2 separate regions of the Mus musculus genome follow, and region 2 is linked to region 1. A link is a contact called in ENCODE Hi-C or POLR2A ChIA-PET data. All regions are on one chromosome and are shown on one strand. The core of a region is the stretch at or near the end of the contact, and the rest is flanking DNA. Distances in the headings are between cores, read along the strand shown.

Region 1 (5,616 bases), core at 2,593-5,092:
GTGAAGACCAAATGAAGACTAAGAAAAGGTTATACTGGGGGAAGGGCTTGCACAGGGTATGTAAAGACGAAGATGATGCAGCTTCGCAGGCTATGCAAGAAGGCACAGATAGGAGTGGACCACATGTGGGGAGCCAGTCAGAGGATCCATAGCTGGATGGGAAGTTCTTGCTATACTCTATGGACAGTAGGAGCCCCAAAACAAAGGAGTAGCTAGTTCACTTGGGACACAATAGTCCCCATGCTGCTCTGCCACACGTGGTAGGTGCCAGGTGCTAGAATTAAATGCTGCATGGATCTCCAAGATGTCTAGCCGGCTCAGTGGTGAGTGGAGTGGGCATGGATGCTGGACTCCAAGTCAGAACTGTCAAGTCTAAATGGTCAGTCAGTCGGACCTTTATCTACCTTGTCTTTGTGCTTTGGGGAGAAATAGGCTCTCATGTAGCCCAGGCTGGCCTCAAATTTGCTGAGCAGAATAAGAATCTGACTTTCCTGACTATTTCTTGAGTGTCCACCCCCTGAAGCATGCACCACTACTCCAGGGCTGCATGCATGCCAGGCAAGCACTCTGACAACACAGTTACATTCCTGGCCTGCCCTTTGTCATTTGAGTTCTGACACACTTGAAACCCAGAGATGGGCAGTAACTTACCCCAGGGACACAGCATATGGAACCTGGCTCCATCCTGGTGCTTTCTCTCAGACGTGAAGACATTCTTGGCCCTGGCTGGTTGATGCTGACAAGGACTGGACATGAGCTGCAAGTTGGAGGAGCATGAGGGAGAAAGGAGGCCCCACATGTGGACACTACTATGGGAGAGGGGCTGGCCAGCTGCCAAACTCACAGCTGCTACTCAGACTCAATCTCTTGCCTTCAGTCTGCTGAGCTCAGCAGTCCTAGGGCTCTGGAACGAGGCCAGGCCTTCCCCTGAAGGTCTTCACCCCTATGAGCATACATCCAGTCTTTAAAGGTGGGGAGTAGGGAGACCCCTCTGACCTAGCACAGACAAGGAGTTCTGCAGCATCTCTGCTGGCAGAACTATTTACATCCTCGCTGCTATGACTAACCTCCAACTCTCAGTCCTACCTCAGGTATCTGAAGAGAGAGCCTGGGTGCACTGTGTTTTCCTGTCTCCTTCCTCCTGTCTTCAGTTTCTTCCTTGTGTTCTGTCCCCTGCTTCCCCAACCTTCCTTCAGTCTCCTTCCTTCCTCTTGCCCGATCTGGCCCCAACCATATACATCTCTATTCCTGACACTCTTCTTAGGGCTACAGCCCAGGCCTTCCCACCACCTTACAAACCCTTTACAAAATGCAGAAAGCAATGGTTAAGTTTCTGTCTCCCTCATCCCATGGGCTAGTTTGAAGACAGTAAATCTGCAGCTTGGTACATGTTAAGGCTTAGTAATGAGTCTGGGCTCCCCTTCCATGCCACATATGTCCTCTGGTTCTTGTCCTGTGTTGGCACAACTCTCACATATGGCCATCCCACCCTCTGATAAAGAGTCTTTGATCCCAACAGAATTCTAAGCAGATGAAAGCAGAGCATCAGAAATGCTGTTTGTTTATTTATTTATTTATTTATTTATTTATTTTTCTGCTACCCAGACTGGCTAGCCTCTTCAGAGGAGGAGGGGGAGTAAGTGTCTCAAGAGGCAGGCACATGCTGTGGGGCTTGGGGTGAGAGGAGAGAAAGGCCCAGTGAGGGATGATTTCCATATCTCATCAGAGAGCATCTAAAAACAGGAAAGCTTTTAGCCTGCCCAGCCATGGCCCGTGGTACCTCCTTTCCAGATCCTGTACTGGCCACTCCAGACCCCCTTCTAGCCCAGCCCCAGTGCCCACCTGGATGGCCTCCACAAGCTCTTTACCTCCATGGCTAGAACTCTCAAAGTAGGTCAGGTTAAGACATTGTTGTTGCCCTGTTAGCAGGCTGCCCCTGCTAGGAGCACAGGCAATGCTGTTAGCAGCAACTAGCACTAGAGATGATGAGTTTTGGGATATAGTTCTATCCTAGCTGCTAGTTCTGAGCAGATCTGCAAATTGGAGTAATGAGCGGCCTGGATGAGCTTAGAAAAGGTGATAGGAAAATGTGAAGTCCCCAGGCTAACCTCAGGCCTCACCAATTCCAGACCTCGTGGTGTTAAGACGGAACATTGGCAGGAACGTGATCAGGGGGAGTTAGGAAGGCCCTGGAGCTGCTCTAGCCAACCAGGGCAGGGTGTAGTTAGAAGTAGAAAAAGGAGAGAACAAGCAGGCTTTGGCCTAGCAGAAGTATGCCAGAGAACTGCTGCGCAGGCCTCCCGTCTGCTGCTATTGCAGCTTCTGGGGGCCCAGCACGGCTGAGGTAAATGATAACCACGTTGTCTTCCGGTCCGGATGGCTGTACCTCGTTGTCAACCGTATAGCAGCCCTTGCCCTCCACTGCTTTGCCATGGAACTTGTGCCCCACAGCATCCTCTCCCCCCTCACCTGGGGTGGCCAATGCCACATTTACAGAGCTTTCGGCACTGCCTAGCTCATTGGTGGCCAGGCAGCTATAGGTGCCCTCCTCCAGCTTGCCAAAGTCAGGGATAAGCAGGCTGCCATTGGCAAAGGCCTGGAAGCGTGGCTGCCCACTGGTTGCAAGGGCACCAGGCAGGGCACGTCCATCAGTGCCTACATTAGGACTGGCGATCTCCACCGTGCCGCCCGGGGTGTGAATGTGCCAATGGAGCTGGGGGACTGGCTGTCCATCCACGTCACAGTGGAGTGCCAGCACGAAGCCAGGCCGTAGCTCTGCTCCATCTTGGCTGGGCTGGTAGCTTAGTTGCACTGAGGGAGCTGAGCAGGGCAGGGGTGGCAGGCGGCCTAGTGGGATACCCTTCAGGACGTGGGGTGTAGTACAGGCAATGTTGTCCTGTTCTGGAATAGACACCGCTGAGGCCAGGGCCCATGTCTTGAACCACACGATGCCACAGGTGCAGTCGAAAGGGTTGTCATTGATCTGCAAGTGGGACAGCGCGGTGAGCGGTGCGAAGGTGCCCTCGGCCAACGCGTGCAGGCGGTTGTGGTTGAGCTGCAGGGAACGCAGGGCGCTGAGGCTGCTAAAGGCGTCCCGAGGGATGAAGGCTAACTCGTTGCTGTCCATCTTGAGCAGCTGCAGAGCGCTGAGGTTGTGCAGGTCGCTCCAGGCAAACTCAGAGAGGAGGTTGTGGCTGAGGTCCAGACTCTTGAGATGGCTCAGAGGGGCCAGAGCACCAATAGCCACCGAGCGGATCTCATTGTGTGCCAGCCACAGCGACTGCAATAGGGGCACTTCCCTGAAGGCTCCCTCCGGCAGGCCTGGCAGCCTGTTGGCTGACAGGCTCAGTGTGGTCACATTGGCCGGGAAGCCCGGTGGCACACCCTCTAGGTCACGATAGGCACAGTCTGCAATCTGGAAGCCATACTTCTCCCCACAGTCACAGGGCTCTGGACAAGCTCGCACCAGGTTCAGGAGAACAGCCCAACAAAGCAGGCACAGTGCCCGCATGGTACGTCCTACGGGGAAGGGCATGCCACCCGGGTGAGCCTAGGATTCATAGAAAGGAGTTGTCCCTCCTCAGATCCCTGCCCAAACTCTCCCCGTTAGAAGGCCCTGTTCCACATAACCCAGCCAGAATCCAATACCACCTAACCCACCACCCTCACCCCAACAGGAGAAGAAACCGAGGCCCAGAGGAGGGCTGGGACTTGCCAAGGTCGTGTGTGCAGTCAGTCAGGATGAAGACAAGATGGAAGTGGACCCCAGCTTCTCCTTTGCACACAGCTCTTTCTGCCTTGGCCTGTTCCTAGCTGACTTTATGACTTGAAATCTGTTTTCCAGCCACCCCCTTCCCCCCGCACTGCACAGAACCTCCCTTCTGCCCTCCCACATCCTGGCTACAGCTCCTCCCACTAGAGCCCCCCATAGGTATGTTTTGCTTCCCTGGTCCAGACAAGGCCCCTTGTGCAATGCACACACACACCCTCCACCCCTCCCACTCTGTGGCCTGTTCTGTTCAAACTATCCCAGGCAGCTGCCTAAATAAACCAGCTAGGACCTCTCAGCTAAGGCAGGGGGGCCAGAGGCTCAGCTCAAATGCAGCTGGAAATTCTGGGGTTGAGATTGTCCAAGCAGATGCTCTGAGCAGGAGCCTGTTCCAAGTCCCTCAAACCCAGAGGGATGTGCTAAAAACACACCCCTAGCTTCCTCGCTCCCAGCCACGGGGGCCCCTTCTTTCCTGACTTACCTCCAAACTGTTCTTCTGAAGTCAAGCTTAACAGCTTTTAAGATGGAACCAAAGCATCTAAGGACTGGATTGCTCGCAAGTCCACAGGACCAGGACTGCTGGAGGAGGGGTCTGGCTGGTTTGCACACCCGGCTCAGGGTGCACGGGACAGCTCTAAGCAGGGCTGCGGGGGAAGGCTCTGTGCTGCTAGACTCCTTTCAACAAAATGAAACTGAGTTTCAGCAACAGGGACTCTGCTTCATAGCTGACACTAGAAACTGGACAGGGAAAGAGGCCAAATTTGGGGTTGTTCATGTGTTCTCTCTCTCTCTCTCTCTCTCCCTCTCTCTCTCTCTCTCTCTCTCTCCCTCATCTCTGAAGTTCCAACTTCTTAAAGTCACAGCACTATCTGTGTAGGACCCAAGAAAAGATGAGGCCAGAAAGTTGGGTTGTTTTTGTTTTTTTGGCTTTTTTTTTAAATAGGGGAAGGGTGAGAAACTGGATTTCATGGAAAGTGGGAAATTTCTAACCTCGCTTCCAACAAGAAAAAAAAAAAAAAGCAGCCCCTTCTTCCTGCCTGGCTGTGTTGGTGTTTGTGTGTGCTGTTGTGTGTGCACTGTGGGCTTGGTGGTAGTGGGGAGTGGATGGATGTCACTGTGTGTGGATAAGTCTGTATATTAGAGATATGCAGTAGGAGATGTGTGTGTCTGTGTGGGACTGTGTGATGGTGGTTTGTATTTGGACATGAATTAGTCTTTTCGTGAGTATGTATTCCTGTGTGTCTCTCTTAATGTCTGTCTGTCTGTCTGTCTGTCTGTCTGTCTGTCTGTCTCTCTCTCTCTCTCTCTCTGTGTGTGTGTGTGTGTGTGCTGGGGCTTCTTGTTGGAAAACTGTAAGGACCAAAGTGTAGGGAATAGCCACCAAGCTCTAACCCCTGGTCGAGAAGCCAAAGTGTTAAGCTTTTTTTTTTTTTTTTTTAAGTAAATATATCCTGAAGTCTGAGGCTGTTGGGCAGGGAGCTCCCAAGGCAGCAGCCCAGCCCCACACTGAGTGGGCTGTATGTGCAGGCAAGATGACAGAGATGACAGCATGCCTGACAGAGAGCAGAAATCAGCCTTGGCAGAGGTGTCACTGGCTGGGGATTCTGAACACCCTGGCTTGCAGACAAAGAGGTTCCACGGTCCAGGACCCAGCACTCAGAGCAAGGCTTCGGGGCCTCATCTCAGGAACAGTCCCTGTGGCTCAGTCCCCTTGGTGTTGAAGTCCTGTAACATGCTAGACAGTATGGTGAGCGTTGCTACTTCTGGAATCTACCATCCCACACTATGTGAAAGGGGCAGCTACATCCTGTGGGGCGGATGTGAGACCTTTCTCTCAAGCATAAAGG
Region 2 (6,041 bases), core at 821-3,320, 44 kb after region 1:
CCTTATCTGGAACTGCCCCCTCCAAAGCTTGTGGTCTGCAATGGGCCCCATACAGACCCTTCTTTCTCTATCTTCATTTAATTCAGTGAAATGGAGATGCAGAAAGATGTTCGTTCATGACTAACTGTCTTCTTCGGAATCCTTTGTCCCACGCATAGCACTCGCACACACTTCCTCACAAGCAACAACAGCGCAAACAAAAACTCAGGCATCTCCCTGCTGCATCCCACTACAAGGCAGCGAGACTCTGTTAGGAGGTTCACAATGAGTTATATAGACACAAAAATACGGGCAACCCAAACATCTACACAATATACCCTGGGGACCTCATTGTTCTCCCAACTCAATGCAGCTTTACCACAGTGTTCTCCACCAGGAAGCAAAGCACTTTCCTGTGTACAGTGAGAAGGGACAGGCACAGGGACACAAGTCCTCATGTGAACCAGCCACACTCAGAGACATAGGTGCCACACTGCCCTACTCTGAGACCGAACCCCTAGCCGATGCAACATGGAGAACTTGTGAGGTGTGGTGTGGGGGATCTAGGCAGCCTCCACCCACTTTGCCTTCTCACCTCCCTGCCCTGGGCTGCAGCTCCCCTCAGGAAGTCACAACTGCTCAACCATGCTTTCCTCTGAGAAGAAAATCCTACCCCCTGACTAGAGCAGGCATGTTGTGGAAACAGTCAATAAAGCTTCCTCTTTGGATTCACAGAGCCCAGGCGAATCCCTCTGCCCACAGGTTTTTAGGGAACAGTCTCTAGCTAATAAGCCTGGAGACAGTCCAAGGTTCTATACTTCCCTCTAGAGCCTTAAGACGCCTGAGTGCATCCCCTGTCTCTAGACATACAAATATATTAACACAGACTCCCTGCCCCAACTTGAGGGTCCTGTCAGTCTTGGAAGACCCTCTCCTACACCCTGTCTCTGAGATTAGCGGGTCCCTTCTTGCTTTTGCTCCTAAAGGAGGCACCTCCCTTCCCTGTTCCTCCCAGACAGCCACCCAACCCTGACTAGGCTGGATCGACCCTGTGGACTGAGGTTGTGGGGCCCTTCCACTGCTTACCTGCTGCTCTCTGACTTGCAGTGTGATGCTGTGGGGCTGCGAGCCGGTCTCCAGACTCAGGTGACAGTCTAAGGGAGCTTCTGGCATCTGTTGCTGTGGCGGTGGGGAGAAAGGGGGAGTGCATTGAAAGAACTCCCCTTGGCCCCAAAGTCCTACTTCAATTTTTTTCTTTCCTTATCTGTTCGCCCTACTTCTCCAGGATTGCAGGTTTGAGAGCGGTCGCGCGCCCCCGTGCTCGGCGGGAACGCGCACAGTCTCCCACCTCGTGCTGCGTTTACATTTGTTAAAGCCATAGAGATCCTCTACTCACCTCAGGCTGAGACCTGTCGGTCTCAAGGGGCTCCATACGCCCATAGCCCAAGGCTCCGCCCTTTCCAGCCCACCGTACCCCTAGCACCCATTTTCTACTTCTCCCCACATTTACACATTCGATGACATTGTCACTATTCCTCCTTATGTCTCCAAACCCCTCCCCAACACACACACACACACACACACACACACACACACATCTTCACATGACTTTCACAGGTTAGAACTACTCGTCAACATGTAATAATCGCGTCAACGCGCTAAGTTCTCCCTACTTTCACACACATTTTCACAAGCACACCTTCACTCAAACACTCACCGTTCTCTTTTGCGCGCACACAAATATCCACGCTCACTCACCCTCACGCGCCCGTCCCGCCAGCGCCCGCGAGCTTCGCTTCTAATTGAATGCGAGCCGTTCTACGCCCCGCAACACGTGAGACAAACCATCTTTGAGGAATTTGGGAGAAAGAAAAGCATAGGACTGGAGGGGCGTGTCTTTGCCTTTAAACACTTTTTTCCCCCCTCTCCAAAGCAAGCAGTGGCGCAGAAAGACCTCCAGTGGGACCTGCTGAACTGCGCTGCCTGGCTCTCCCGGACCCTTTTCCTCCTGCCGCCTGCTAGCCTCCCCCTCCCCGAAGCTTCGTTCAACACGATGCATAATTGATAGTGTTAGCAGAACGCCTCACCCTCTCTGTCATATTTTGCCTGGATCTGGGCAGATACAAATCCTGGTTCCCCTCCACCCCCAATCACCGCCAGACTAATTCGCCAGATTAGTAGGCGCAGCCCTGCAGGGTGCGCGGAGAGGAGACGCCCACCTCCCCAGCCCATCGCAGACCCTGCTCAGCCTCTTGAGCCTGAACTCCACGCTCAGGTCTTTTGTGGCAAAACCAGCGCGTGCACTCCACTGCCCGTGGGCTACCTAGTGCTCACAGTGGAGTGGGTGTCTTCTGAGCTCCTAAAACATTAGGTTGAACTCACCCAAGTGTCTCACTCTGCCCTTGCTTGCTGCGGGCTAACAGGACACCAAGGTTGCCCACTAATAGTGGCTACAGGGACCAGGATAGTTACAAAAACCGTTTGCTCCTCTTGAGTGCTGTGGACTAGGGACTTACAACCCCTGAGCATTTCCTGCACCACCACCCCGCTCCTCAGTATCCTCTCAGCATCTCTAGCAAGCTGGCCATCAACCCCTGCATGCTCGCACCCCCCCCACACACACACACACTGTGAAAGCCTAGGCAGCAGCCACCGCCCTGCCATCTCACACCCTCATGTAACAGCTGGCCTCAGCAGACTCGGGACTCGCTGTTCTCTTTGGCAAACCCTGGACATTTCTTTTAGCGATGAGCAGGAGAATTTCAAGGGATGTCTAGGGATTTGACTAAAATGCATCATCTCACTCCCCCGCCTATGGCATCCCAGGAGACAGAGCTGCTAGCCAGAACTGGTAAGGGGGCATAGATTTTGAGAGATGTGTAGAGAGTCCCCTCCTTCTCTTTCATATACACTGTAATACTGGGGTGCTGGGGTCTCCCAGCCCTCATCAGAGTCAGTCTTCTGTCTTGGTTGGATGGCAGTGTGTTTGGGGCCTCTGCAGAGATCAATACCCCGATTTGAGTGTTAAGCATTTTAATGAGCTAGGGAGGGGGGCGCAGAGAGATGCAGGAAGAACGCTGCATCTAAAGGGACCACCCGGCAGGGTTTCTGAGGCTCCTTTGTAAATTAAATATGAACACACTGGTGTGTGCTCACTTTGGTCCCTCCCTCTTTCCTACTCCTGGCTACGGGCTGATGGGACCCCCACAAACTCAGCCAAGTTCGGAATCTAGAACTTCACACCTGCTCGGGCCTGGAAACCCCACAGACCGAACCAGGAGAGGGTGCTTGAGCGATCCAGGGAAGATGTCTTTGAGAAGGGAGAGGAGATGAGAACTCTGACTCCTCCCTGCCTGGAATCCTGTACGTCTGAGGCCGTCCAGCACAAGGCTCTAACCTGGGACAAGGCCTCAGAGATTTGGAATAGCCGCCCGATACCGACTTCTTTGTCTGCAAAGTAAGAGGAATGTCTGTCGTATTGTTCATGTTCTAGCAACCTTGAGGGGGTGGGGGGTGCCTCGCACCAGAAGAGGGTGTGGCAGCAGAGGGACGTTCTGCTGTTCTTAGTGTTCTGGGATGGAGAATCCTGAGGACTTTCCTGGTGGGGGAGAGAAAGACGCAAGGCGTGGGCGTTCCTCCGCCAGTGAACATCCACTCATCCGATTTTTACTTCTAGTCAGCTCTCTTTTTTTGAGTTTGGAGGGACGCAAGCCTGCAGAGGGATAACTTAGGAGGAGCGAAGGGCCGAGGGCTGGAAGGAAGAATGGGCTCATGAGCTCTCTCGATCGCACGGACGTGCAGGAGTGTCTGGGGTAAGCTCTCCCAACTCTGGCTTTCTTCCCTAAAGAGGTTGAAACCAGGGGACTCCCTGTAGAGAGGGCGGTTCCAGCGTCTACAGAATAGTTTAAGGGCGTGGCGACCACGCTGGCTGGGGTACTGATTCCCGTGGAACCCAGCTTCCCACCCACTCTCCCGAAAAATGCTTCTGTTGCCCGAATTTGCACCAGGGAGAAGACATCCCTTACCCCGTCTTCAACCCTGCAGAACCCAGTGCCGGTCCAGACAAGGCCAGCCGGAGTCGCCGCTAGCAGCGTCCGCAGGGTCTTGGGTAGGAGCTGCAATTCCTGATTCAACCACTGAGCTCTGCTAGAAGACGGCAGGCAGAGCCCTGGCGCCGCCCAGAATTGCCGTCGATTGCTTTTACGGTTAATAATACCTAGGGAAGGAGAGACGGCATAGAAACACTTCCCACCTCCCACCCCTGCCCTACGTCTTTGATCTTAAAGGAACAAGTATTTAATCAGGCGAGTGCAGTAAAGGGGGGGGGGGGGAATGAGCGACAGAAAAGTTGTCAAGCTGGAAAACAGAGGGCTTCCGATTCAGAATCTGTTCAGTTCAGGGACAAGCTTTTTACCAAGCTGCAGTCCTGACTCCAGACAGACGCAGAGACCAAGAGCTAACGCCCCTAGACTTCTTTGTGGATTGACCTCCACAAACTTCAACCTTTGAGGTCCCAGGTTGTCCAAGTGGTGGGATCGCTGAAACCGAAGGCTCCTCGGACTTGCTCCCCGGGCTAGGTCCGCGGAGATCTGGAGTTCAACCCTGGTACCCGCGCTCCCCCTGCTGGATACTGCCTGAACTGTGCAGAAACAAGGCCTTGACCTTGAAGGGATGGCACGAGCAGGCCTGGGCACCAAAGAGCCCTGCCTGTGGCTTTGCAGTGCTGTTGGGAAATGCTATCGCCGGGGCATGCTTGACCAAAATCCTCGAGTTTTCTCTAGGTATACCCAGTCTGTGCCTCCATGAAAACACAATCGGCCCTCCTTACTCTAACAGGTTTGGCCAGTTCGTGGCCCACTGGGTTCCCAGTGCCCAGAATCCAACAGTGCACCATTCTCCTGCGAGTTAATTGGTGTGCATAGTTGCACTGGCAAGAGAACTCCCATCATACCTCCCTGACCCTGACCAGGAGCGCCTTCTCTTGCAGGCCTGTCCCTGCCTCTCCTTACTTTGCCCGAGGCTTCTAAAATGTCTCTGAGCTGACAAAGGAAACTTATTGGCCTTAAGCTGGGCTAGAGTGGGGGAAGAAAACGGAAGGAATGGGTGTTTGACTAAAAGTTTAGGCCAGGTAATGTGTGCATGATTCTGCAGCAACTGCTCTGTCATGCGCCCTTGTATTTTAATGTGGTGCGTGGGTGATCTGATGAACTGGCCAAAGGGTGTAGGAAGAGCTTCCAAGAACAAGATGGCCTGGCATCAGTAGCCTGCTCGGGAGACCTTCCCTCCAGCTGCCCTACATCCAGAAGCTGTGGAACACACTGTCTCACACTTTACAGTGCCTGCAAGTTAACAAGTTCACACACACACACACACACACACACACACACACACACACACACACACACACGGCGGGCAGGAGATTCCAGCAAGCATTTCCACTTTTCTTTCCTAACCTAATTTCTATCAGAAAGGTCACTCCCCAGAGAAGAAACACTCCCTGTTTCTAAGCCATCATTTTTCTTTCCAGCACCAGACTCTATCACACACCAGTTATGAGGCCCTGGCTTAGCCTCTCTACATCTCTAAGAAATAAAGGACAGAGGCTGCAGAGATGGTACAGTGGTTAAGAGCACTGGCTGCTCTTGCAGCAGACCTGAGTTGGACCCCTCCCCAGGCATCAGATGTAGAGGTGGCACACAGATATATCTACCCATGCAGCCATTCCCCCCTCCTGGTGAAATAAAAATAAATAAATCTTTAGAACGAATATGAATGAATTTCCTCATGAGTATTAAACGAGCCAAGACATTGTCAAGCACTCAGTCTATGGTACTTGGTGCTTAGTGAAGCACATTTTCCTCACCAGTTGCTGGATAGAATCAGCCACCATTGTTGTCTTAAAGCCTTGGGTCTAGATGAGATGAACACGCTGGCACGTGTGTTCCTGGTGCTTATGTCCTGCTTATCCCACAGGGAGAAGAGCTTGGCTCTGCCCGTAGACATCTTTCTTCACCACCTGCCCCTTCTGTGAAGAGTCAGAATTACCCGCTATTATCTGTGCA

What was found. Hi-C counts contacts between places; a loop is a spot of excess contacts on that map. ChIA-PET counts read pairs that join two places held with the same protein, here RNA polymerase II (POLR2A).
Region 2: POLR2A ChIA-PET joins it to region 1 with 21 read pairs in Patski. The contact joins the promoter of Islr2 here to the promoter of Islr in region 1. A Hi-C loop is called at or near these places in 4 of 37 maps with a recorded cell type or tissue (all left cerebral cortex). POLR2A ChIA-PET finds 5 or more read pairs at or near these places in 2 of 5 experiments (Patski and embryonic stem cell).

Annotation. Positions count from the first base shown.
Region 1 is chr9:58,154,712-58,160,327 of GRCm38, forward strand. Islr (immunoglobulin superfamily containing leucine-rich repeat) reads right to left here and starts at 3,843. Exons shown (of 2, transcript NM_001195431.1): 1 at 3,716-3,843; 2 at 1,553-3,519. The coding sequence starts at 3,511. The coding sequence ends at 2,225.
Region 2 is chr9:58,200,215-58,206,255 of GRCm38, forward strand. It overlaps Islr2 (immunoglobulin superfamily containing leucine-rich repeat 2), which reads right to left and starts at 2,071. Exons shown (of 3, transcript NM_177193.5): 1 at 1,738-2,071; 2 at 1,066-1,158. It also overlaps the pseudogene 1600029O15Rik.